Regions from separate parts of the Homo sapiens genome. Here all the other regions are linked to region 2. The links are chromatin loops, found by intact Hi-C in ENCODE. Cell type or tissue: PC-3. All regions are shown on one strand.

Region 1 (8,000 bases), 360 kb before region 2:
CAACCTGGCCCTGCCAAGCATTTTGTATTACAGTTTTAAAAATAGCTGCTTCTAGAATAACTTTTGAGATTTTTTTCTTTTAAAACTCTCCCCTTTCTGGGGGTAAATTTAAGACAAAGTAGTATTACTTATTGAATTTACCACTTTGTGGGGTTTTTTTCCCCCTTTCTTTACAACCAAACAGAAGTTTCCTGCTTCCTTACTACCTCCTTTGAAAACTCCTTGTACACAAACACCGTGCAGTCTTTCCCCTACCACTCTTCCTCAGTTCATCAATCTTTTCCCACCTTTTTGAGTACTCTGAGTGAAACTAAGAATGGCCACCCTCAGAAAAACCTTTCCACGTAATTTCAGAGCATCCACAGATTCTAAGTGTGGTAGCCTGCCTCCAAGGTGATTCCTGTCACCCAGTTATCTGTAGTCCCACACATACATACCAAATAGGGCTGACTTGTGTAAACAACATTAGAAAAATGATAGAGTATAACTTCTGAGGCTATGTCATAAAAGACATTGCAGTTTCCATCTTGACAGCTGCCATGTCTTGAGAACACTCAAGCAGCTCTGTGGAGAAGCCCATGTGGGAGGAACTGAGGCCTTCTGCCAACAGCCAGCATCAACTTGTCAGCAGCATTGTGAGACCCCAAGCCAGAACCACCCAGCTAAGCTGCTCCTGCATTCCTAACCCACAAAAACTAGCTGAGCAATTAATGTTCACATTGTGTTAAGCTGTCAAATGTTGGGATAATGCGTTACACGACAATGGATAATAAACTGGGTTATATATTCCAACTTTGGGAATAAATGTCATAAAACATAGTTAAGACTGCTTTAGAAAACATGAATGTAAAGCATTTGGTTCCTCCTGCCAGAAGCAGATAATGCTTTCAATACGGGTCAGAAACCTAACAGGCAGCAAGCTGTATTTGAGAAACCATGTGTAAGTACGGCAGCACAGGCTAGCTGAAGCAGCTGTAAAGTGGGAAGCTAAGCCCAATACACAACATGCAGCTTACAGTGTTGGAAAGTTTTCTTATTCAAAAGCAAAGGAGCACTCACGGAGATATCGTGATTTTAGTGTCTGTGTCTTGCTCAATTTTTTTAAGATTTCTTCCTTCTTTACCAATAAGACGTCCAACAAAGTTATTATGAGCTAAAATCTTCAAGGGGATCTCTTCTGTGCTGTAAATAGAAAAGTGGCCATAAAATTAGAATAAGTAAACCTATTCGTGGGTAAAAAGACAATATTCACTCATTAAACATTTACTTCCTACCTACCATCTGGGAAGCACTGTGTTAGGTACAGCTTAAAACTTGCTGACAATTGGCCAGCATTCTAGCAATGCATGAATAGAAGGGGAGAAAAAATACAGAAGTTAACTTCTAAAATAGTTCTTATTTTATTCACTTCAGGAAATATCTTCAGTGATGGAGTCTCTTACTCAAAACCATATTCCTAAACCCCTACTACCAGAACACAACGTACAAATAAAAAACAGTACCATCCAGTACAAATATACACCTGGAGATATGTGCATAATTTATAGAAGGAAACAGAAGAAACAACAGTGGTTACACTTTGGGGGAAGGGCATAAGAACAGGAAGGGGAGCTTTCACTTTTCATTTTGTAGCTTTCTGAATTTCCCAGTCATATATATATAAAACTGTTTAAAATGTCATTGTGGTTAATAGATGGTGGGCTTTTCCTTTTTCTTTCTTTTTTTTTTTTTGAGACAGAGTCTCCCTCTGGCGCCAGGCAGGCGTGCAGTGGCGCGATCTCGGCTCACTGCAACCTCCGCCTCCCGGGTTCAAGCCATTCTCCTGCCTCAGCCTCCCAAGTGGCTGGGACTACAGGCACATGCCACCACGCTCATCTAATTCTTGTATTTTCAGTAGAGACGGGGTTTCACCATGTTGGCCAGGATGGTCTTGATCTCTTGACCTCATGATCCACCCGCCTCGGCCTCCCAAAGTGCTGGGATTACAGGCATGAGTCGCCACACCAGGCCTATTTTTCTCTATACTAAAATAATTCTTCTTTAAAATTTTTACTTTAATAATTACATTCTTATGATATGGCACCCACATATAATATTACTAAAACATATTTAAAGTTCTCTACAAATTAAGGTTGGTAATGAGGTCCCCACACTAACTCCAGTGCCTTACTCTCGATTCTACTTTCAGTGCAGCGCTGTTCTGTACGCTAAACGTGGCACAGAACCCAACCTTCACTCAAAGTTCCTGTGGAAGAAATAGAGTTCCCGCCTGCATTACCCAGATAAATCTCCAGTTTGCCTTAGAAGAGACTTAGGCACTTCCCCACCTCCACACTCCCTGCTGCTCCAAGGTGGGGCCAGGCAGTGGACAAGAACAGAGCTCCAATGAGCTCCGAGTAAAGGATGAGTCAAGATTTGGGGCTCCTGTTTTGGGTTAATCCAGGATACCTCCTGGTCCTAGGTTCCCCAAGTTGCCTTCTTCTATAGCTGCATTTCTCTTCCCCGTTATCACCACTCGCCTATGTTCAAATGTGAATGAAAATATTTAAATATTAAAAGACATACACTTCACAACCAGATCAACAGTGCCAACCACTGTAGCTCATCAGGATATCATTTCCCTCTGTTTGTTGGCAATTCCCAAGAATTGTGTCAGAGATGTCAAAAATACAAGAGCACAAATATCAACCTCTTTCACAGGACAATCTTCTTTACTCACAATTTTATATCTTGAGCTTCCTTATGCATAATCTCCAGAATAGACTTACAAGCCGCAGAGGTGCCTTCAGGAGTAGAGAGGATAGTAATCGACTTCTCAGCAGCCCCCGCATTTTCTTTACGGTGGACATCGATTCTGATAGTGGGCGCAAGCAGAGAGGAAAACGAGAGCAGTAAGCGTGTATTCACAGTGGAGTCTGTAATTACCAAATGCAAAGTCATAGGGCTTCAGGGCAAAGCAGATGACTCACTTCCCTCAAGAGCATAAACTTTCAATAAGCTGTCAACATTAATGCCTTAAGAGGCAAATTTTAATTCTAGGAACATTCCCCTTTCTCTTTCCTCAATCCAACCAAGCGGGGACATCTTTTCATTCTACCCAAGCTGTTTGTGCTTACAGCTTCCTTTCAGATGCCACAGAACAAATGTCTCATGACAAAGAGCCTGGATTCAATCTGCTCTAAAACAAATAGGAACTGGAGGGCATGCCAAGAGAGGAGTTGGAATCCCATAAGCCAAGTTGAACTGCTTATTCTGCACAGTATATCATTCTTCATTCATTGGATGAGCAGATTTCACCAATCTGCTTCCCCTTTGCAAGGTTCTTCCCACATTTTGCCTCCTTGATAGAGGAAAGTCTGCAACGAACAGTGATAGGAATGGAACCTGGACAGATGGCAATTCTACTTCAAGAAAAGCAAGTGGCCAATAAACTCAAAATGATGTTTAATTTCACTAGTAATTATATGTCTGCCAGCTAAAAGAATGTCATTTTCTTCTAGACTTGCAAAAATTGAGATAGAAAAAATTAAATATGGGCAAGATGATGGGTAACAAGGCACACTCAACACTTTTGGTAGGAGCAAACTGGTCAGCAAAATGCTGAGCACCTTGTGACTCAAGAACTGTATTTCTTGTAACATCTACTCCTGGTAACATCTACAGATATAGTCTCATACATGGGTCAAGAGTGATGTTTCTTACCCTTGGCACTACTGACTTTTTGGGCCAGATTCTTTGTTGTGGATGGGGTGTCTTGTGCATTGTAGGAAATTTACTAACTTCCCTGGCCTGTACCTACTAGATGCTAGTAGCATGCCTCTCTCTCAACTCTAACAGCTAAAAATGTCTCCAGACATTGCCAAATGTCTACGGGGGTTGGGGCAGAGAGATGATCATTTGTAGTTGAGAACCACTGGCATGGGAAAGTTCCGTTTCTAACAGATAGAAAATTAGAATTATCTAATTGCGGGAAGAGATGGTTAAATAACAGTATATTCATATCATACAGATGTTTTTGAAAATGTGGTAAAATTACAAGTACCAACACAGTAAAAAGTCCTTAAGTGAAATAATGCAATTCACATCATGACATGATTTCTTTTTTAAAGTCACACATGTTAGTAGATACAGGCAACAAATCCTATAGAGATACATCCCCAACTTACCAACAGCTACCCAGGTGAGACGAATGGTAACTTTTTAATTTACATATTTATATGTTTTGAATTAAATATAAAATAAGCCTGCCATTTTTTAATAAGTACAAGAAAGAAAATTAGCTACTCAAAAATATGTGTTTTTGGGAAAATTAAGTATTTGTTGAGTTCCTTTGGCCATTCAAACACTTAAAGGGCTAAATAACTCATGGCCATGAGAGTGACCACTTGATCATGCCAATAAAATCAAGATTTGGCTTTCATTTTCCTAAATGTTTGGTTGAAATCTGAAGATTTACCTCAAGAGTAAAAGATAAAACTAAAAATAAGGGCATGAAACAAATTAAGGGCTACCTAAAAATAACTAATAAAAAAATAGTGTCTTAGATAACAGTCCCAATCTTAGGAGTCATCTTCCCGGCTGCTGTTTCAATCCCCAGTCACTTTCAGGGATGCCTGTCTTCCAGCAACACATTAGCATCCCTCTTTGCAGTTTATTTTCACCCTTTCACTGTGCTAAGGATTACTAAGCTCCGATCCCCTGAGAGAAAGGAATGTGGCTTTGGAGATTAGAATGGCCCTCTGAGACCATTCCAGAAACGAGGTTCTGATAATGACTAATTTCAATGTCAAGAGTTAATTAAATCCACTGGCAGAGCTCTGCAAATGAATCATCGGATATAACAAAAATTGCTTCCCTTCCCCTATCCCCATCTTCCTGCCTTAAGTAAAACAAACAGTTCAATTTAAGTCACAGCTCTTTCATCTGACAGGGAAATGAGTAGCTCGAAAAGGAACAATTCTAATCTGCTACATGAGAAGGAAGGGAAGCCATATAATGAATTTCTGCAGGTAACGGTGGATCAAGGGAAGCAAGAAGCCCTTAAATTTTAAGATTAAAGCCAGGCCGACTGACTAGGTTATGGTCCAGTTGTCTTTCCCACTCCTACATGATGAGGTCAGGGCGATTAATTTTGCATTCAGGTAACCAGCACCCAACATCTCCTGCTTCAAAGCAGGGGAAGGCAGGATCAGATGCCACTGCAGGGAGCAGGTGGGTATGGACCACCACTCAGTACAGTTCTTTTTGGTTCTACATGAGAAATGGGTCAGCTAGTCCAATGCAGGCATGGTGCCTATGATGAACATGCATGTCCTCTTAGGCCTGCTGGAACAAACACATAAAGTATACACAGCAGTGCAGTTCTAACTTTTAGAGAAAGATTAAGCTTATTTCGTTGGATCACACTGAAAAAAAAGAATTCTCCTTTCTAAATTTAAAAGGAAAAATAATCTTGCCACTTCTGTAGCTGGCTCAAGGCTTGCACAATGGTATTTTTGGATACAACCTCTTCTTCCCAGCACACTCACAGGTTCTTCAGGAAATACAGTAGTAACAGGATGTGCCTCGTAGCACGTTACGGAGCTAGGTATGGGGGGAAGAGTTTGTCACCAAGCTTCTTTGGGTCAAAAAATATCCACATACTGTACAACAGTATGGTTTCTAAAGCAAAACAACATATAATGCATGAGAACTGAGAAGTATCTTAGATACACATGAAAGGCTTCAAACATAATTCACATACAGTCATTTTAGTCATTTGACAAATAAAAGATCCTTCTATGTAGCAGGGCCCTGGCCTTGGCCCTGGGGCTACAGTAGTGAATAAAACAAATAGTTCCCGCTTTCTGCTCCTGATAATTAGCTCCAACATTTGAATGGGAATATTCCAATCCCTTAAATCCCACCAATTAAAACCATCAAAAAATATCCAGAAGAAAAAGCCATTCTAATTACATGGCTTAATCAGAGGAAAAATTCGGACAAATAAGATGAGCGATTCTTTATTCGAGTAAGGCAAGACTGAAAAACCACCTCTGTATTGAGGCCACAAATAAAATGGATTGGACCCAGAAAATTACTTCCAAAAACAATGAGGGCAGGTGGGGGGTAAGGGGTGGGACAGAGGACAACCTGGAAGCTGCCTTTCTGTCTTCCAGAGCTTCCCCAACCAGAAGAGGATTAGGTATCATTTGTTTTCCATTCATGTGTGAAAATCTGACGTTCCCTTTGAGAATGAGGATTAGCTCCAGATTTATATGAAATGAACACCAAGATACTGCAAGATTTTTACACATTCCCAAGTACTGTACAAGGAGTCCTCATGGCTGTGTTCAGAAGGGCACCAAGTACCAGAACGACACACTGTTACTAAGATTCCAAGGGGAATTCTCATGAACACCCACCACACACTCAGCATACTCACTTAGACTGGGTCTGTTTGGTGATGTTCCGAATGGTGGCACCTTCTTTTCCTATGATGGCTCCAACAAATTGGGTGGGAACCAGCAGGCGCAGAGGCAAATCACATGGTTTCTGCTTGGATACGGATCCTGGAGACCCCTGCCTTGAGGAGCCCCTCTGCCCAAGCCCCCGGCGACCTCGGGGCTGCTGCAAGGGGTTTTGCTGGGCGGCCATTTCATCAGGGATATAGGCTACTTTCAAGGTGAAATTCTCTAACTGAAATCCATTCAGTTTGTCTAGTGCTCTGAAAGTTGAAAAGGGGCAGGGGTGGGAAAAGGAATCAGGCTATATGACACATCTTTTAGCAAAGCAACACCCATCTCTTCTACTCAGCATTACTAGCTCTAAACTTCTGAGTGAAGCCCCAGCACAAGCAGCAAACCCGCAACACACATAATCCTCCCCTCTCCCACCCCGCACCACCACCACCCACACACATTTTCCTTTGAGACAGGCACAGTGGGGAAAAAGACCACAAGTTTCCAAAGGGAACCTATGTGCCATCTCCTAATGAAAAATAGAAAAACAAAAAACATTTTGTCAAACTCTTGGTTAAGTTTAACCCATAAGGTTACTAACGGTTTAGGAATAGCTAAGCAGCAAGAGAGAAGCAAGTGGGCTTCTTGCCTTGGCTAATGTTTCCAAACCACAGTGGAAGAGACATCAGAAATATATACTTCCTTCACTTCAGCCTCTAAAATATGAAGTATTTAAAACCATTTTAAGAACCAGTGGACAAATATCTCTAAACCATTTACAAGAGACTATTCTGAGTATTAAATTCTACCAATCACACTCAGTACCTATTATGAGCCAGTCCCTGACTTTGTGGTTTACGATCTGATTTGGAGCAAAGAGGCAGGGGTGGTGATAAACCAAAAAAAAGAGTGTGCCCATTCTACCACACTATTTGGGGGAGAGTTTCTCTCTTTTTCATTTTTTTTTTTTTTTTTTTTTTTTTTTGGAGACAGAGTCTTGCTCTGTTACCCAGGCTGGAGCGCAATAGAGCCATCTTGGCTCACTGCAACCTCTGCCTCCGGGGTTCAAGAGATTCTTGTGCCTCAGCCTCCCAAGTAACTGGGATTATAGGCATGCACCATCATGCTTGGCTAATTTTTGTATTTTTAGTAGAGATGGGGTTTCACCATGTTGGCCAGGCTGGTTTTCAACTCCTGACCTCAAGTGATCTGCTGCATTGGCCTCCCAAAGTGCTGGGATTACAGGCATGAGCTACTGTACCCAGCCTCTTTTTCATTCTTGATCTTTATTTTAACATGCAAGGAAAAGTGCCCAAATCTTGAGCATAAATTTCAGTGAATTTTCACAAGGTGAACACACACATCCAGATCCAGAACTAGAACACACCAGGGCCCCGGAAGCCCCAACAGTACCTGCTTCCGGTAGTCACTGCCCCCCTACCCCTTGCAGACTTCTAATACCATAGATTAATTCTGCCTATTTAAAAATTTTATGTAAATATATATGAGTATACATGATATGTATTTTCTCATATCTGGAAACTTTTAATTTATTGTAAT
Region 2 (8,000 bases):
TAAGACCTAAATAAATATACTGTGCTCATGGATCAGAAGACTCAATATAGCTAAGATGTCCATTCTCCTCAAATTGGTGTATACATTCAATGTGATCCCAATCAAAATCACAGCAGGCTCTGTGTGTGTGTGTGTGTGTGTGTGTGTGTGTGTAGATGCTGACAAATTGCTTCTACGATCGCATGAAATAAAACTACCGTAATTAAGACAGTGTGGTATTAGTCTAAAGAAAGCAAATAGATCAGTGTAACAGAACAGAGAATCCAGAAATAGACTTGCGTATGTATGGTTAATTGATCTCTGACAATAGTGCAAAGACAATTCAATAGACAAATGACAGTGTTTTAAACAAATGATGCTGGAAAAATTAGATATCCATATGCAATAAAATAAAATTTGATTGTTTCACATGTTATAAAAATAAACTCAAAAAGGACTATATATCAAAATGTAAAGCTTGAACATGTAAAATTTCTGGAAGAAAATATAGAAGAAAACTTTTGTGAACCAGGCTAGTCGGAGATTCCTTACATACAACACAAAAGCATGAACCATAAGACAAAACCGATAAATTAGACTTTATTGAAATTAAAAACTTTTGTTCTTTGAAGTACCCTTTTTAGAAAACAAAAAGACAGCTGTAGACTGGGAGAAAATATTTTCAAACCTGAAGGAGTTTTATCCACAGTATATAAAGAACTGTCAAAACTCAATAATAAATTCAGTTAGAAAACAGGAAAAAGCTTGGACACCTCATTTAGGAAGATCTGGATGGAAAATAAACATAAGAAAAGTTTCTCAACATTTTTAGTTAGTAGAGAAATAAATGCAAATTAAAATCACAAGGAGATACCACTTTAAACATTTATACATGAATGTTTAAACTTAAAAACACAAACCATATCAAATGATGGTGAGGATATAGAGCAACTAGAACTCTGAAACCCGCTGGTGGGAATATAAAATAGTACAACTGTGTAAAACTATGCGGCAATTTTTTAAGCACATATACAATTCTATGACTTGGCCATTCCACTCCTAGGTACTAACCCATGAGATATGAAAACATATGTCCATACAAAGACTTGCACACAATAGCAGCTTTATTTGAAACAATTCAAAACTGGAAGCAGTCCAAACACCTATTAAAAGGTAGATAAACAAATTGTGTTATATTCATGCAGTGGAATAGTAACAGCAATAAAACCCAACAAACTCTTGACACATAGGACGAAATTTATCAATCAAAATAATTATGCTATTGGAAAGAAGCTAGATTAAATGTTCATACTGTATGATTCTATTATCGTAAAATTCTAGAAAATGCAAACTAATATATGGTGACAGAAAGCAGAACGGGAGCTGGGAGGAGTCAGGTATTACAACCGGGCATGAGGAAACTTTGAGGTGATGGAAAAGTTTATCTTAATTGTGGAGGTGATTTCAACAGTGTATACATATGTTCACCCTTAACAAATTATGCACTTTTGATATCTGCAGTTTATTGTACTTTAACCTTCAAGCTGTTAAAAATTAACCGGAGATAATTTTCAATTGTTGTGTAAGGTTTGCCACAAAGTGTAATATCTGCAAAGAAGCAGACAACTAATTTTTTCTTCTTAAGATTGTGGAAAAAGTTGTAATACTACAGAGAGCTGTGGAATCTAAGGATTAGTTGACCAACGCTTGTAAAGCTACCAATCTGAAAAACACATTTTCAGTTACCAAAGTTATTTTCTCTCTTCCATCGTGTAAATAGAATGTCGGGGTTCTTCTAATTTGGGTGTTTCTAAAATTTAAATCCACGTGAACAGATTAGGAAAGACCACGAAATCCTACGTCACCTCTAAAGTCACAGCTTGAAGCCTTGCGAAAGGAACTGGCCCTAGACCCCACCCCGGCCTATAAATCACCAGGGCGCAGCCTCAGTGCCTGGGGGTCGGCAGCAGCCAGCGTCAGGCGGCTCCCGCACGCTTCTTCCTAGGCGGCAGGCCGTGGCTGCCACGTGACTCCCGCTAACACCGGATGATGGCGCAGCGCTGTGCACGCAGGCGCAGTGTGGGGCCCTTGCGGTCGAAGCTCACGCGGTAAGCCGCTGCACGTGTGCTACGGCGGGCGGAGGGCCGAAAGTCCAGTATGTGGGTCCAGGGTCACTCTTCTAGAGCTTCCGCAACGGAAAGTGTGAGGTCAGTAGTAGTTTTTGTGGTACGTGCAGTGGTGGCCGCTTCAAGGACTATTTTCGTCGCTGCTTGCGTTTTAAGTCTCCAATCCTGGGACGAGGCCCATTTCAGGGTTTTCTGTCACCTTCTAGCCGCCCGCCACCCCAGAGGGGTGCCAGATGCCCCAGTTTTTGAGTGCATGCAGGCAGGCGAAAGTGGCTCGAAAAGACCTCCGGCCTGAATGATCTCCATGAAGACGCGGTCACGCAGCCTCCACACTCTCTTCCCCTTCTCGAAAATTCTGTGCCATTTAAGTTTCAAAATCCCTTATAAAATAAGTGTCAGAGAGCTACGTGTACCCGTTTCTTCCAAATTTTCATCACGAAGTGGAGATTTGGACGTACTATTTTGTGATCTCTGTTTGCAGAAAGTGGGTACGGCATCAGTGCCTTCATAATCAGGGCAAGTCATTTTAAAATAAGATTTAAAAACTACTCTAGAAGTAGCTTCTTGGAGTGTGTGGAGAGATTTCCAAAGTAATTTTAACTTTTACTGAATTTAAGCCTTAATGCTTTCCGTGGGAATATATAGTCTCCCTAAAAGTTATTACAGCTTTTCAGTCAGTTGAATTTAAAAACTGCTTTTTGACCAGTAGAAAAGAACCCTTGCTTTGGAGACATTTTCATGCCACTTACGAAAAATTTTTTTAAAAAATTAAGTTGTGACAAAGTAATCCATTTTTAAAATTTTATTTTTCTGTGATGAGGAGTTAATGTTTTCCTTTTCATAATGAGAGAGCATTTGAAACTTTAGTATAGTGGTGTTCCTAGACAACTTTTAAAGCTCTTAAAAAATTGCGGTGGCTTAGGCCTGTAATCCCGGCACTTTGAGAGGCCGAGGTGGGCAAATCACAAGGTCAGGAGTTCAAGACCAGCCTGGCCAACATGGTGAAACCCCGTCTCTACTAAAAATACAAAAATTAGCTGGACGTGGTGTCACGCGCCGGTAATCTCAGCTACTTGGGAGGGTGAGGCAGGAGAATTGCTTGAACCCGGGGGGTGGAGGTTGCAGTGAGCTAAGATCTCCAGCCTGAGCGACAGAGCAAGACTTCGTTTGGGGGGAAAAAAAAAAAAACCCATAAAAAATCTGTGTTTTAATTTTCCTTCAACACTTATGAATGGAAAGTGCAGTATTTTAGTATATTACAGATAAAATTACATAGTGTACATTTATTTTGGAATATTTTTGCATTTGATAAAGTATAATATTATGTAATTAAAATTATTTTTGAAGTAATAGGCAAAATTTTAGGTATTTTTGCAGTCTTTAATCCCACGGAATCTTCAAAAATAGTAACCACCGTGCCTTTTACATAAAATAGACTACCAGTTTAAAGCATTTGTTCTATTACTTGTAATGTTTCTCTTTGTTTACATTGTGGAAGTCCTTTTTATGGGAGGATATTTTCTAAAAAAAGAATATGTACATTGTTTCAAAGTATTGATTTATGTAAGTGATCAAAATGTATATGAGTTCAGTATAAGTTTGTAAAAGTTTGGCTAGAGATAATTTTAAGGATAGAGATTATATATGATAAAATTGCATCTACTACAAAATACTCAAAAGAATTAGTTAGTGAAGGAAATATTGAGCTCATTTTTAATATAGAGTTTGAATTTTGATAACTGCATTTAGGACAAAACATTTGTAAGAATTGAACATGATGTAGTTTAGTCTTCATTCATTATTAATGGTGGATTATTGTAATCTAATTTAAGGTATTGTTCTAGTTTTTCAGGAATTGTTCAAATGGATGAAGATACACATTACGATAAAGGTACTGACACTAAAAATTATTTTGGGGTGTAAGAGCTAGATGATACTGATTAATTTCTAATTTTCCTTGTATTGTGATTTGATTTTAGTGGAAGATGTGGTTGGAAGTCACATAGAAGATGCAGTAACATTTTGGGCCCAGGTAAATAGCAAACTGGTTGATATCCCCCCTCACCTCCCCCAATCCAGTTCCTCCCCAACAAAAACAAAAATAAAACCCAGGAATAAATACATTTGTCATTCTCATTGCCTAATATTTATTGAATTATTTATCACCAGGCATTATTAGGAGACAAATGTTGACAGCTGTGATGTTACTTGACTCATTATGAGTCAAGTGTTATGCCCATAATACACCAAGTTTGAAAAAAGAAAATTGGCAAGATTGTGATTTCAGAATTCCACTCAATTCTAGGCTGCTTTTGCTGGATTCTGAGAGCCTGTTGTATTTGTGAAGTTATAGCCCCATCTAGGGGTCTTTTATAAGATTGTTTCTTGAAGGAGGATAAGTTAAAAATCTCGGTCGTTTTTTCTAATGGCTTAAATTTGAGATGTGGTATTTTTCTCATTATAGAATTGGAAGCATGAATGAAACATTTCTGATTTTCTGTTGGGAGGGTGTCAGTTAGGTAAGGTTACTCAGTTTTAAATACAAAGCAAGCACTGAAGGGCTGTGTTCCACAATTTAAGAAGGTAAATTCCTCTGATGCACAGAACGACCTGCTAATTTTTGGTTTTGTAAACTATACATGATACGGAAGGGAAAGAAATTACGTTTCTCTATACTCCCTACAGCATGGGAACTCCTTTTGGTGGGGGGTGAGGTGAACTCGTAATGTGGGAAATAAGGAGAATATATGAGAAGAAAGTTCTAGAAGAATATGATTAACCCAGAGTTCTTAAATATATAGTCATGCATCACTTAATGACTGGGATACATACAGAGAAATGCATCATTAGGCAACTGCGTCGCTGTATGAACATCATAGAATGTACTTAGAGAAACCTGGATGATATAGCCTACCACATACCTAGGCCATGTGGTGTACCTGTACCTCATGTTACTGTACTGAATGCTGCAGACAATTGTAACACAATATTAAGTCTTTATGTATCTAAACATGAAGGTACAGTAAAAACATATTATAAAAGATTAAAAAGTGGTACACCTGTATAGGGCACTCACCATGAATGGAGCTTGCAGGATTAGAAATTGCTTTGGGTGAGTCATTGAGTGAGTAGTGAGGAATGTGAAGTCCTGGGACATTACTGTACACTACTGTATACTTTATAAATACCATACACTTAGGCTACACTAAATTTATAAAAATATTTTTCTTCAATAAACCTTAGCTTACTGTAACTTTTAATAAACTTTTGACTCATTTGTAGTAACACAGCTTAAAACAAACATTGTAGAGCTGTGCAAAAATATTCTTTACGTCCTTATTCTAAAGCTTTCTTCTCTTTTTAAACTTTTAATTTTTTTTTACTTTAAAAACTTTTTGGTTAAAAACGAAGACAAGATCTTCAATATCACTGTCTTTCACTTCCGCTTCTTGTCCTACTAGAAGGTCTTCAGGGTCAGTAATGTGCATGGAGCTGTCATCTTCTGTAATAAAAATGCCCTTTTGGAATACCTTCAGAAGGACTTGAGGCGGCTGTACAGTTAACTTTTTTAAATAAGTAGGAGTACACTAAAATAAGAAAAATTATAGTAAAAAAAAATATATATATACACACACACCAGTGACATAGTTATTTTCATTACCAAGTATTATGTACTGTACATAATTGTATGTGCTGTGCTTTTGTGAGACTGGGGCACGGTAGGTTTACACCAGCATCACCACAAATATGTGAGTAATGCATTGTTCTATGATGTTACAATGGCTAGGACTACACTAGGCAATAGGAATTTTTCAGCTTCATTATAATCTTACGGGACTACTGTAGTGTGTGTGGTTCATTCTTTGACCACAATGTCACTATGTGGGGCATGGCTGCATGTAAAAAAAAATTGTAGAAGGGTGATGTTATAGAAAACTTGGGGCAAATTCGTGTGTCTGCTTATGCACATATATTTGGCAAATTTGTTTCTGCTTATGCATATTCTCTAAAGGTTGCTCACACGTTCTGGTTCCATGCCCATTGTCTCTGTATTAGTGACAACTGCATCACTCTCAACAGTGTCCCAGGGTGGATGATAAATTATATTTAAGCTTATTATACAGAAACATCATTTATCAGTGTAAAAAGATTTTCTAGACTAGTGCTGTCTAGTAGAAATATATGAGCCATGTAAGTAATTTTAAAACATTTTTGGCAGCCACATTGAAGAAACTAAAAATAGCAGGTGACATTTTAATAAGTACATTTTATTTAACTCAATATATCCAAAATATTGTTTCAAAATATAATTAGCATAAAAATGTGAACAGGATAGTTTATATTTCCTTTTTAATATTGTCTTTGAAATCCAGTGTGTATATTAGACTTACAGCATATCTCCTTAGACTAGCCATATTTCAAGTGGGTATTGGCTATTGTATTCACTAGTGCAGCTCTAGACTTTGATTTCAGTTTACTTTATTTGTGAATATGTTGATTGAATTTGGAGCAAATTCAAGAGTCAGCAGTTTTTTTTTTGTAAAGGATCAGATGATGAGTATTTTACCATTTTTAGGCCATACAGTTTGTTTTGCAGCTATTCAATTCTGCCAACATAGTGCAAAGCAGCCATAGACATAATGTGAATGAGTGTGTGTAGCTGTGATGCAGTAAACTTTATTTACTAAAACAGGCGGCTGTAATTTGCCAACCTCTGAGTTAAACCATGAAGTTGAGGCTCTTGTAGAAGAACGTTTAAAACAGGAAACATGCGCATGAAAAGATTAAACATTAAAACTACTAATGGTATATAAATGAATGTAGTGGTTATTTCAATAAGCAAATTGGCAAATTTGGTTGGGGTTATGGTGGGATATAGGCATAGAGAAGACTAGAGATTTGGAAATACGCGTAGGCAGATTAGGATGAAAATCTGCTCACGTGTATTCTCCATTTTTTTTTGCCCTGTGGGCTTCTGCCTTATAAACCACTTATAAGCAAACACTTCAGATTGGATGAGTGGCAGCTGAAGGAATCTGACGTATTTGACTCCACCTGTTTCTTTGAAAGAACAAGCTTCTGGTCAGGCATGGTGGCTCATGCCTGTAATCCCAACACTTTGGGAGACCTATGTGAGAGGATCGCCTGAGCCCAGGAGTTTGAGACCAGCCTTGGCAACAGTAAGACCTTGTCGCTACAAAAAAAAAAAAAAAAATTAGCCAGGCATGGTGGTGCATGCTTGTGTTCCCAGCTATGTGGGAGGCTGAGGGTGGGAAGATTGCCTGGGCCCAGGAGATTGAGACTGCAGTGAGCTGAGATTGCACCAAACAAACAAACAAACAAAGAGCTCCTATTTGTTTTAGTCTGTATAGTGAAAAAATATAGTTATATGGAATATTTTGATTCCAGGGGTTTGTTCACAAAGGCTGCTTCTCTTGTTTCTCAGGGTCAGTTTAAATTCAGTTCCTGTTCTATGCTGAGACTTTGATATTCATCATGATGTTCTTTGAACTGCTCTTTCAGAGTTTTTTTTCAGTCATCACGGATAATCATGTTCTTTCTAGCATTATTGAATATTTTGTTGGTATATTTCTTTAGAACATATATATATATTTAACATTTTATTTTGAAGAAACTTTGACTTACAGGAATGTTGCAAAATTAGTACAGAGGCTAGAATGTGGCTCTGTATACTCTTCACCCAGCTTCCTTTAATGCTAATGTGTTATATAACCACAGTACAGTGATCAAAGCCAGGGAATTAACATTAGTACAATGCTATTAACTAAACTACAGCCCTTATTTAAATTTTAGCAGTTTTTTGTCTTTTTGTGTTCCAGGATCCAATACAGAATCCCAAATTGTATTTAGTTGTGTATCCTTGGTTTCCTTTAA
Region 3 (8,000 bases), 140 kb before region 2:
AGTTGTTGTAAATGTGTGGATTTATTTCTGGGTTCTCTATTCTGTTTTATTGGTCTGTGTGTTTGTTTCTATGCCAGTACCATGCTGTTTTGGTGACTATAGTTTGTAATAAATTTTGAAGTCATGTAGTGTGATGCCTGTAGCTTTGTTCTTTTTGCTCAGGATTCCTTTGGTTATTTAGGGTCTTTGTGGTTCCATATAAATTTTAGGATTGCTCTTTCTATTTTTGTGAAGAATGTCATTGGTAATTTGATAGGGATTACATTGATCTGTAAATTGCTTTGGGAAGTATTGTCATTTTAACAATATTCTAATCTATGAGCATAAAATATTTTTCTATTTTTAAATGTCCTCTTCCATTTATTTCATTAAAGTTTATTTTTATTTTTATTTTGTTGTTGTTGTTGTTGTTTTGAGACGGAGTCTTGCTCTTGTTGCCCAGGCTGGAATGCAATTGCATGATCTCGGCTTACTGCAACCTCCGCCTCCTGGGTTCAAGTGATTCTCCTGCCTCAGCCTCCCGAGTAGCTGGGATTCCAGGCACCTGCTACCACATCCGGCTAATTTTTGTATTTTTAGAGACAGGGTTTCGCCATATTGGACAGGCTGGTCTCGAACTCCTGACCTCAAGTGATCCACCCGCCTTGGCCTCCAAAAGTGCTGGATTACAGACATGAGCCACCACGCCCGGCTTAATTTTGGTTTCTATGTTGATTTTTCCGTCCGAAAAATCTATCTAGTTTTGAAAGTGGGGTGTTGAAATGTTCTACTATTCTTGTGTTGAAGTCTCTCTCTCTCTCTAGCTAGAATAATATTTGCTTTATATGTCTGGGTGCCTTAGTGTTGGATGCATATATATTTGCAACCGTTATATCCTCTTGCTGAACTGACTCCTTTATCATTATATAATGACCTTCTTTGTCTCTTTTTACAGTTTTTGACTTTGTCTATTTTATCGGATGTAAGTATAGCTACTCCTGCTCTTTTTTGGTTTTCATTTGCATGAAACATTTTTTTTCCACCCTTCTCTTTCAGTCTATGTGTGTCTTTATAGGTGAGGTGAGTTTCTTTTTTATTTTATTTATTTTATTTATTATTTATTTATTTTTTTGAGACGGAGTCTCGCTCTGTCGCCCAGGCTGGAGTGCAGTGGCACAATCTCGGCTCACTGCAAGCTCCGCCTCCTGGGTTCACCCCTTTCTCCTGCCTCAGCCTTCCAAGTAGCTGGGACTACAGGCGCCCGCCACCACGCCTGGCTAATTTTTTGTATTTTTAGTAGAGACGGGGTTTCACCGTGTTAACCAGGATGGTCTCGATCTCCTGACTTCGTGATCCGTCCACCTCGGCCTCCCAAAGTGCTGGGATTACAGGCGTGAGCCACTGCACCCGGCTGGTGAGGTGAGTTTCTTGTAGGCAGTATGTAGTTTAGTCTTTTTATTTTTATCCATTCAGCCATTCTATGTTTTTAAATTGGAGAGTTTAGTCCATTTACATCCAATGCTATTATTGATAGGTAAGGACTTCTTATTGCCGTTTTGTTACCTGTTTTCTGGTTGTTTTCTAACTCTTCTTTCTTTCTTACTGTCTTCCTTTGTGGTTATTTTCTCTGGTAGTGTGGTTCACTTTCTTGCTTTTATTTTTTGTGTGTCTATTATAGGTTTTTGTTTTGTGGTTACCATGGGGGTTACAAAAAAAATCCTATAATTATAAGAAGTCATTTAAAACTGATGACAACGTTGTAAAGAAAAGAAATAGCTAAAACAAAACTAAAAAATTCTATACTGTTACTGCATTCCTCTCACATTTTCATTTTTTTGTGGTCTCAATTTATATATTTTTTATCTTAAATTTTTTTTTTTCTGAGATAGAGTCTTGCTCTGTCGCCCAGGCTGGAGTGCAATGGGGCAATCTCAGCTCACTGCAACCTCTGCCTTCAGGTTCAAGCGATTTTCCTGCCTCAGCCTCCTGAGTAGTTGGGATTACAGGCACCTGCCACCACACCCAGCTGATTTTTTCTTTTTTTTGAGACAGAGTCTCGCTCTATCACCCAGGCTGGAGTGTAGTGGTGCAATCTCGGGTCATTACAACCTCCGCCTCCTAGGTTCAAGCGATTGTCCTGCCTCAGCCTCCCGAATAGCTGGGACTACAGGCGTGCACCACCATGCCCAGCTATTTTTTTGTATTTTCAGTAGAGACGGGTTTCTTTTTTTTTTTTTTTTGAGACAGTCTTCGCTGTGTTGCCCAGGCTGGACTGCAGTGGCACGATCTCGGCTCACTGCAAGCTCTGCCTCCCAGATTCACACCATTCTCCTGCCTCAGCCTCCCGAGTAGCTGGGACTACAGGTGCTCGCCACCATGCCTGGCTAAATTTTTGTATTTTTTGGTAGAGGCGGGGTTTCACCTTGTTAGCCAGGATGGTCTCAATCTCCTGACCTAGTGATGGGCCCGCCTGGGCCTCCCAAAGTGCTGGGATTACAGGCGTGAGCCACCGTGCCTGCTAATTTTTGTGTTTTTAGTGGAGTTGGGGTTTCACCATGTTGATCAGGCTGGTCTGGAACTCCTAACCTCAGGTGATCACCTGCCTCAGCCTCCCAAAGTGCTGGGATTACAGGCATGAGCCACCGCGCCCAGCCTTTATCTTAATTTTTAAATTTTAAAATAATTTCTCTTTCCCATTGGTCTGTGTGATGCATCACTTTATATCTTTTTATAGTGTCTTCCACTTAATAAAATGCTGTATTATTTTTCATGTATTTTTTAATCTTTATACTTAAAACATAAGTGGTTTCTACACTACAATTACAGTTTTAGAGTATTGTGAATTTGTCCATGTACTTGCTTTTACCAGTGAGTTTTATACCTTCAGATACTTTCTTGTTGCTTGTTAGCATCCTTTTCTTTCAGATTGAAGAACTTCCTTTAGGATTTCTTGTAAGACAGATCTGATGGTGATAAATTATCTCAGCTTTTGTTTGTCTGGGAAAGTATTTCTCCTTCATATGGGAAGGATAGCTTTGCTGGAAACAGTATTTTCAGTCAAAAGTTTTTTTCCTTCACTTTGAATATGTCATATCATTCCTTCCTGTCCTATAAGTGTTCCACTGAAAAGTCTGCTACTAGACATATTGGATCTCCTTTATGTGTTACTCGTTTTTTTTTTCTTGCTGCTTTTAGGATCCTTTCCTTGTCCTTGTCCTTTGAGAGTTTGAGTATTATATGCTTTGGAGAGTCTTATTTTAATTGAATCCCCATGGTGATTTTTGACCTTTTTATACCTGGATATTAATATTGCTCTCAAGATTTGCATACTTCTCTATTATTATTTATTTGAATAAATCTTCTATCCCTATCTCTTTCTCTACTTTCTCTTTTAGGTCAGTGACTCTTAGATTTGCTATTTTGAGGCTATTTTCTATATCTTTAAGTGTTTTTTCATTCTTTTTTCCTTTTTTCTCTTCTGCATATTTTCAAATAGCTTTGAGCTCACAAATTCTTTCTTTTGCTTGATCAGTTCTTCTGCTGACACACTTGACGCATTTTTAAACTTGTCAATTGCATCTTTCAGCTCCAAGTTTTCTGTGCTTAAAAATTATTTCAATCTCTGTTAACTCTGATAAATTTTAGAATTACTTCTCTGTTTTATTGAAGTTCTTTGAGCTTCCTCAAAATAGCTGTTTTGAATTCCCTGTCTGAGAGGTCATATGTCTCTATCTCTCCATGGTCAGTTATTGGTGTTGTATTTAGTCAGTTTGGTGAGGTGATATTTGTTCTTAATGTTCTGTTCTTTTTTTTTTTTTGAGATGGAGTCTCACTCTGTTGTCCAGGCTGGAGTTCAGTGGCACGATCTTGGCTCACTGCAACCTCTGCCTCCTAGGTTCAAGCAATTCTCCTGCCTCAGCCTCCTGAGTAGCTGGGATTACAGGCATGCACCACCACATCCAGCTAATTTTTGTATTTTTAGTAGAGATGGGGTTTCACCATGTTGGCCAGGATGGTCTTGAACTCCTGACTTTGTGATTTGCCCGCCTTGGCCTCCCAAAGTGCTGGGAGTGCATGAGCCACTGCGCCCGGCTTTGTTCTTAATGTTCTTAATGCTTGTGGACATTCATCGATGTCCAGGCATTGGAGAGGTGGGTATTTATTCCAGTTCTCACAGTCTGACTTAGTTTGTTCCTGTCCTTCAGAGGGCCTTCAAAAGATTCAAAAGGAACTCTTGGGTTCTTGTCTATGGTCACTGCAGCCATTTCAGCACCAGAGGGCACCCTAAGCCCAGTTATGCTGTGACTCTCTTCCAGCCTCCTAGATACCCAGCCCAGATGGACGTGGGGATGATCAGGGAGAAATCCCTGAGTTGCAAGGGAAAGTCACTCATTCATTTTCCTCTTTGTCACCCAAATGCCCAAATAGAAGGAGTCTCTCTCAGCACTGAGCTGCCTGAAGTTGGGGGAGGGGTTATATGGGCACCTCTGTGGCCATCACAGCTGGTATTATGCTAGGTTACACCCCAAGAACATAGCTTCCTGACCAGTGCAGCACTAGGGGTCACACAAAGACCGAGGTCACTATGGCCTGGCTGCCACTAACACTTATTCAGGCTTTACCACCCTTTCCTTCCCCACCCACCCCTCCAGCACACAGATTCTTCCTACAAGCTGCTTTAGTTGCTTGGGGTTAAGGGAGGAGTTGTGTCGGCAATGTGAGACTGTCCCTTCTACCCTTTTTAATGTGTCTTTTCTTCTTATTATGCTAAAACCAGGTACTGTGATTGCTCCTCTGATTTTGTAATTCTTGTGAAGGTGCTTTCTTACGTGGAGATTTGTCCAATTGGAGGTTCCTGTGCAGGGACGATTGCTGGAGGGTTCTTTTCAGCCATCTTGCTCCACCTCCCTTGAGACAGTTCCTATTAGTTTGCTGAAGTCTGTGCTCTGGCAAGCAAATATACTACTTGGATGAAGGAGGCAGAAATATAGATCAGATGCTAGTACAAATGAGTGGTTACTGGTTAGATAACTTTGCTTATAAAGTGTTTAGCCAATGGATCAATATCAAACTAGACAAATGAAAAATTCAAATTGTGAAAGAGTAGGTTGAGAACAATACCATTTTGGTTTTGAAAATGATATATTTGAATTCAAAATATAAGCCTAGGCAGCGTAGTGAGACCCTGTCTCTATAAAAAATGAAAATAATAGCTGGAGATGGTGGTGTGTACCTGCTAGGGAGGCTGAGGTGGGAGGATCACTTGAGCCCAGGAGTTTGAGGTTACAGTGAACTATGATCACACTGTTGCACTCCAGCCTGAGTGACAGAGTGAGACCCTGTCTCTGACAAAACAAACAAACAAAAAACAAAAAACAAAAGAGAACAAGGAAATATTTATGTATTATCAGCAGTGTAAGGTAGCACAGCTGTCCAACAGAGCAATACTCAGTGATGTTAAGAATATGTGTACTCTGTGACTCTCTACAACAATTTGACTCCTGAGAATATATCCTAGAGGAACCCTTCATTGACAATCAGGGAGACAGAAATAAGGATGTTCATCATATTTTTGTTTGTAGCAAACAAGAAGCAACATAAAAGCAGTACCTTAGACCTGGACAAGAGGGGCCTCTGCTCTAGATCTGCACTTCAGAATTCTTCGTGTATCACAATGACATAAAAAGTACACATGGGCACCCTGGCCACTGACTTCATATTTAGGGCTGGCACAGCCTGACCTGTGACCCTGCATATTCTTTGTTGTGACTGATGTTATTCAGGCTCCAGGGCAATGCATCCATATATCTTGCTCTACGTCCTTAAAAAAGGGGGCTGAATTAGAATGTTGCAAAGGTCTTTAGATTGTACTGTTGCCAGCCTTGGAGATGGGCACTGCTTCGGAGCATAGAAAACACTTGAGTGGCAAAAAAAACTCAGGTAAGGGATAAAATAAATTAATTACAGAACTTGACAAATCCTTCCTCTCAGATGCTACAAATACATTAGAATCTCACATAATGAAGCATCGTTTCTCAGTAGTGCTGGGGATCCATTTCTTTGCTTCTCTCGATGTTCCAATTCAGGTTACTCACAAATTAACACTGTGTTTGCAACACACAAACCTAGCAGCTGAGGTGCATTTGCAATAATGAGCAATTCATATTACTAAATATATATATATGTGGTTTAGACAAAGGGGCTTAAAATGAATAACTGATTATTTACATTGGCAACTAAATGGACACAGTGCTAGAATTGTAAATAGTTTTATTTTTGTAAAAATATATTAAGCTTGTAATCCCAGCACTTTGGGAGTCTGAGACAGGAAGATCACTTGAGCCCAGGAATTTGGGACCAGCCCAGGCAACATAGTGAGACCCCATCCACACACACACAATTAGGAGAATTGTTTAAGCCTGGGAGGTCAAGGCTACAGTGAGCCAATATTACACCACTGCACTCCAGCCTGGATGACAGAGCAAGACCCTGTCTCAAGGAAAAAAAAAAATATATATATATATATATATAAAAATACATATGAAATATGTATTATATATGTACATGAAAGTTTAGTCAAATTTTCAAAAAACTAAATTTACTTATTTATTTATTTATTGAGACTGAGTCTCGCTCTGTCACCCAAGCTGGAGTACAGTGGCGTGATCTTGGCTCACTGCAACCTCCGCCTACCGGGTTCAAGCAATTCTCATGCCTCAGCCTCCCAAGTAGCTGGGATTACAGGCACGTGCCACCACGCCCGGCTAATTTTTGTATTTTTAGTAGAGACGGAGTTTCACCATGTTGGCCAGGTTGCTGTCTAACTCCTGACCTCAAGTGATCTGCCCACCTTGGCTCCCAAAGTGCTAGGATTACAGGCGTGAGCCACTGCACCCGGCCAGAAAACTAGATTTAAAATTCCACTTCATTTCAACTATTTTGACCAAATATTTGTTTTTTTGTTTGTTTGTTTGTTTGTTTGTTTAGTGAGATGAATGATTGCCTTTATTTATTTTGAGATAGCTTTTTGCTCTGTTGCCCAGGCTGGAGTGCAGAGGCTTGATTATACCTCACCGCAGCTGCAACCTCTCAGGCTCAAATGATCCTTCTGCCTCAGCCCCCCAAGTAGCTGGGACCACAGGTGCATTCTGCTACACCTGGCAAATTCTTTATTTTTTGTAGAGCTGGGATTTTCCTATGTTTCCCAGGCTGATGTCAAACTTCTGGGCTCAAGCAATCCTTCTGCCTTGAACTCTCAAAATGCCAGATAGTAAGTGGGAGCCGCCATGCCTGCCCAATATTATTTTAACCGCACAATGATTACAGAAAACAGTGTGACCTTTCTAGGTTTAGAATAAATTATTTTGAAAATAGAAGCTAAACATTTAAGACAGATAAATAGCAATCACGGTCCAGGATAAAAATTCAAAATAATACAAAATAATAATTATTTTGAATGGCTAAACATTTAAAACAGATAAATAACAATCACTGTCCAGGATGAAAATTCAAAATAATTCAAAATAATAATAATGGTTAATAAAGTGAGAAAAGAAATCATACACAAAATAGAAATCGAAATATTTACATTATTCACTTCAACTAGATTGCAGAAAGTCATGTTGAATAATTATATATACACACATATTTGAACTACCAAAAAACCCACAAAGAAGTAGAAAATTAAGGAATGCTTCACTGATTTTATACCTGCTATAAAAAAAAAGTTCAGGCTTTTGGCTTAAGTCACAAAGTGAGAAAACATTTCTCAGTTTTAAGCATTGATTCAAAAGATTGCCCAAAGCAAGCCAGCGAAGAAGTCTGGATGGCCCTGGAAGCACATTTCTTTCCCTCCTTTGGTAGCTTAGCAGGGAGCTGGCTCATCAGGACTGAGCCTGTCTGCAGAGGGACAGCTAGGCCACTGGCTGATGCTAATGTTCCCAGGAGGTAGAGATTCTTCAGGGCTGTTCCCAAGACCCTTGATGTGTCACTCTACACTTGGTGTTCTTCCTGGACCTGAG

What was found. Hi-C counts contacts between places; a loop is a spot of excess contacts. Peaks named below come from ENCODE experiments on the same cell type or tissue, not always from the same donor. Only the 100,000 strongest peaks of a DNase experiment are listed, where the experiment ranks them.
Region 1: it touches region 2 in a loop (4-fold over the local background); 10 of 110 quality-filtered maps call a loop at or near these places.
Region 3: it touches region 2 in a loop (12-fold over the local background); 104 of 110 quality-filtered maps call a loop at or near these places.

What each region holds. Positions count from the first base shown.
Region 1 is chr7:23,344,881-23,352,880 of GRCh38, forward strand. It overlaps IGF2BP3 (insulin like growth factor 2 mRNA binding protein 3), which reads right to left. Exons shown (of 15, transcript NM_006547.3): 6 at 6,425-6,706; 7 at 2,720-2,854; 8 at 1,060-1,182. Among named protein-coding and RNA genes, the nearest start is that of SNORD65C, 48 kb to the right of the region's middle. In PC-3, no CTCF peak of the experiment used is centred here; DNase peaks (open chromatin) are centred at 2,951 and 4,801; H3K4me3 peaks cover 2,937 bases; H3K27ac peaks cover 6,145 bases.
Region 2 is chr7:23,708,150-23,716,149 of GRCh38, forward strand. It overlaps STK31 (serine/threonine kinase 31), which reads left to right and starts at 2,070. Exons shown (of 24, transcript NM_031414.5): 1 at 2,070-2,186; 2 at 3,950-3,996; 3 at 4,085-4,137. The coding sequence starts at 2,137. In PC-3, a CTCF peak has its summit at 4,458; DNase peaks (open chromatin) are centred at 4,412, 5,212 and 5,912; H3K4me3 peaks cover 1,138 bases; H3K27ac peaks cover 396 bases.
Region 3 is chr7:23,566,528-23,574,527 of GRCh38, forward strand. No RefSeq gene overlaps it. Among named protein-coding and RNA genes, the nearest start is that of CCDC126, 27 kb to the right of the region's middle. In PC-3, CTCF peaks have their summits at 4,254 (motif pointing right) and 4,456; a DNase peak (open chromatin) is centred at 4,264.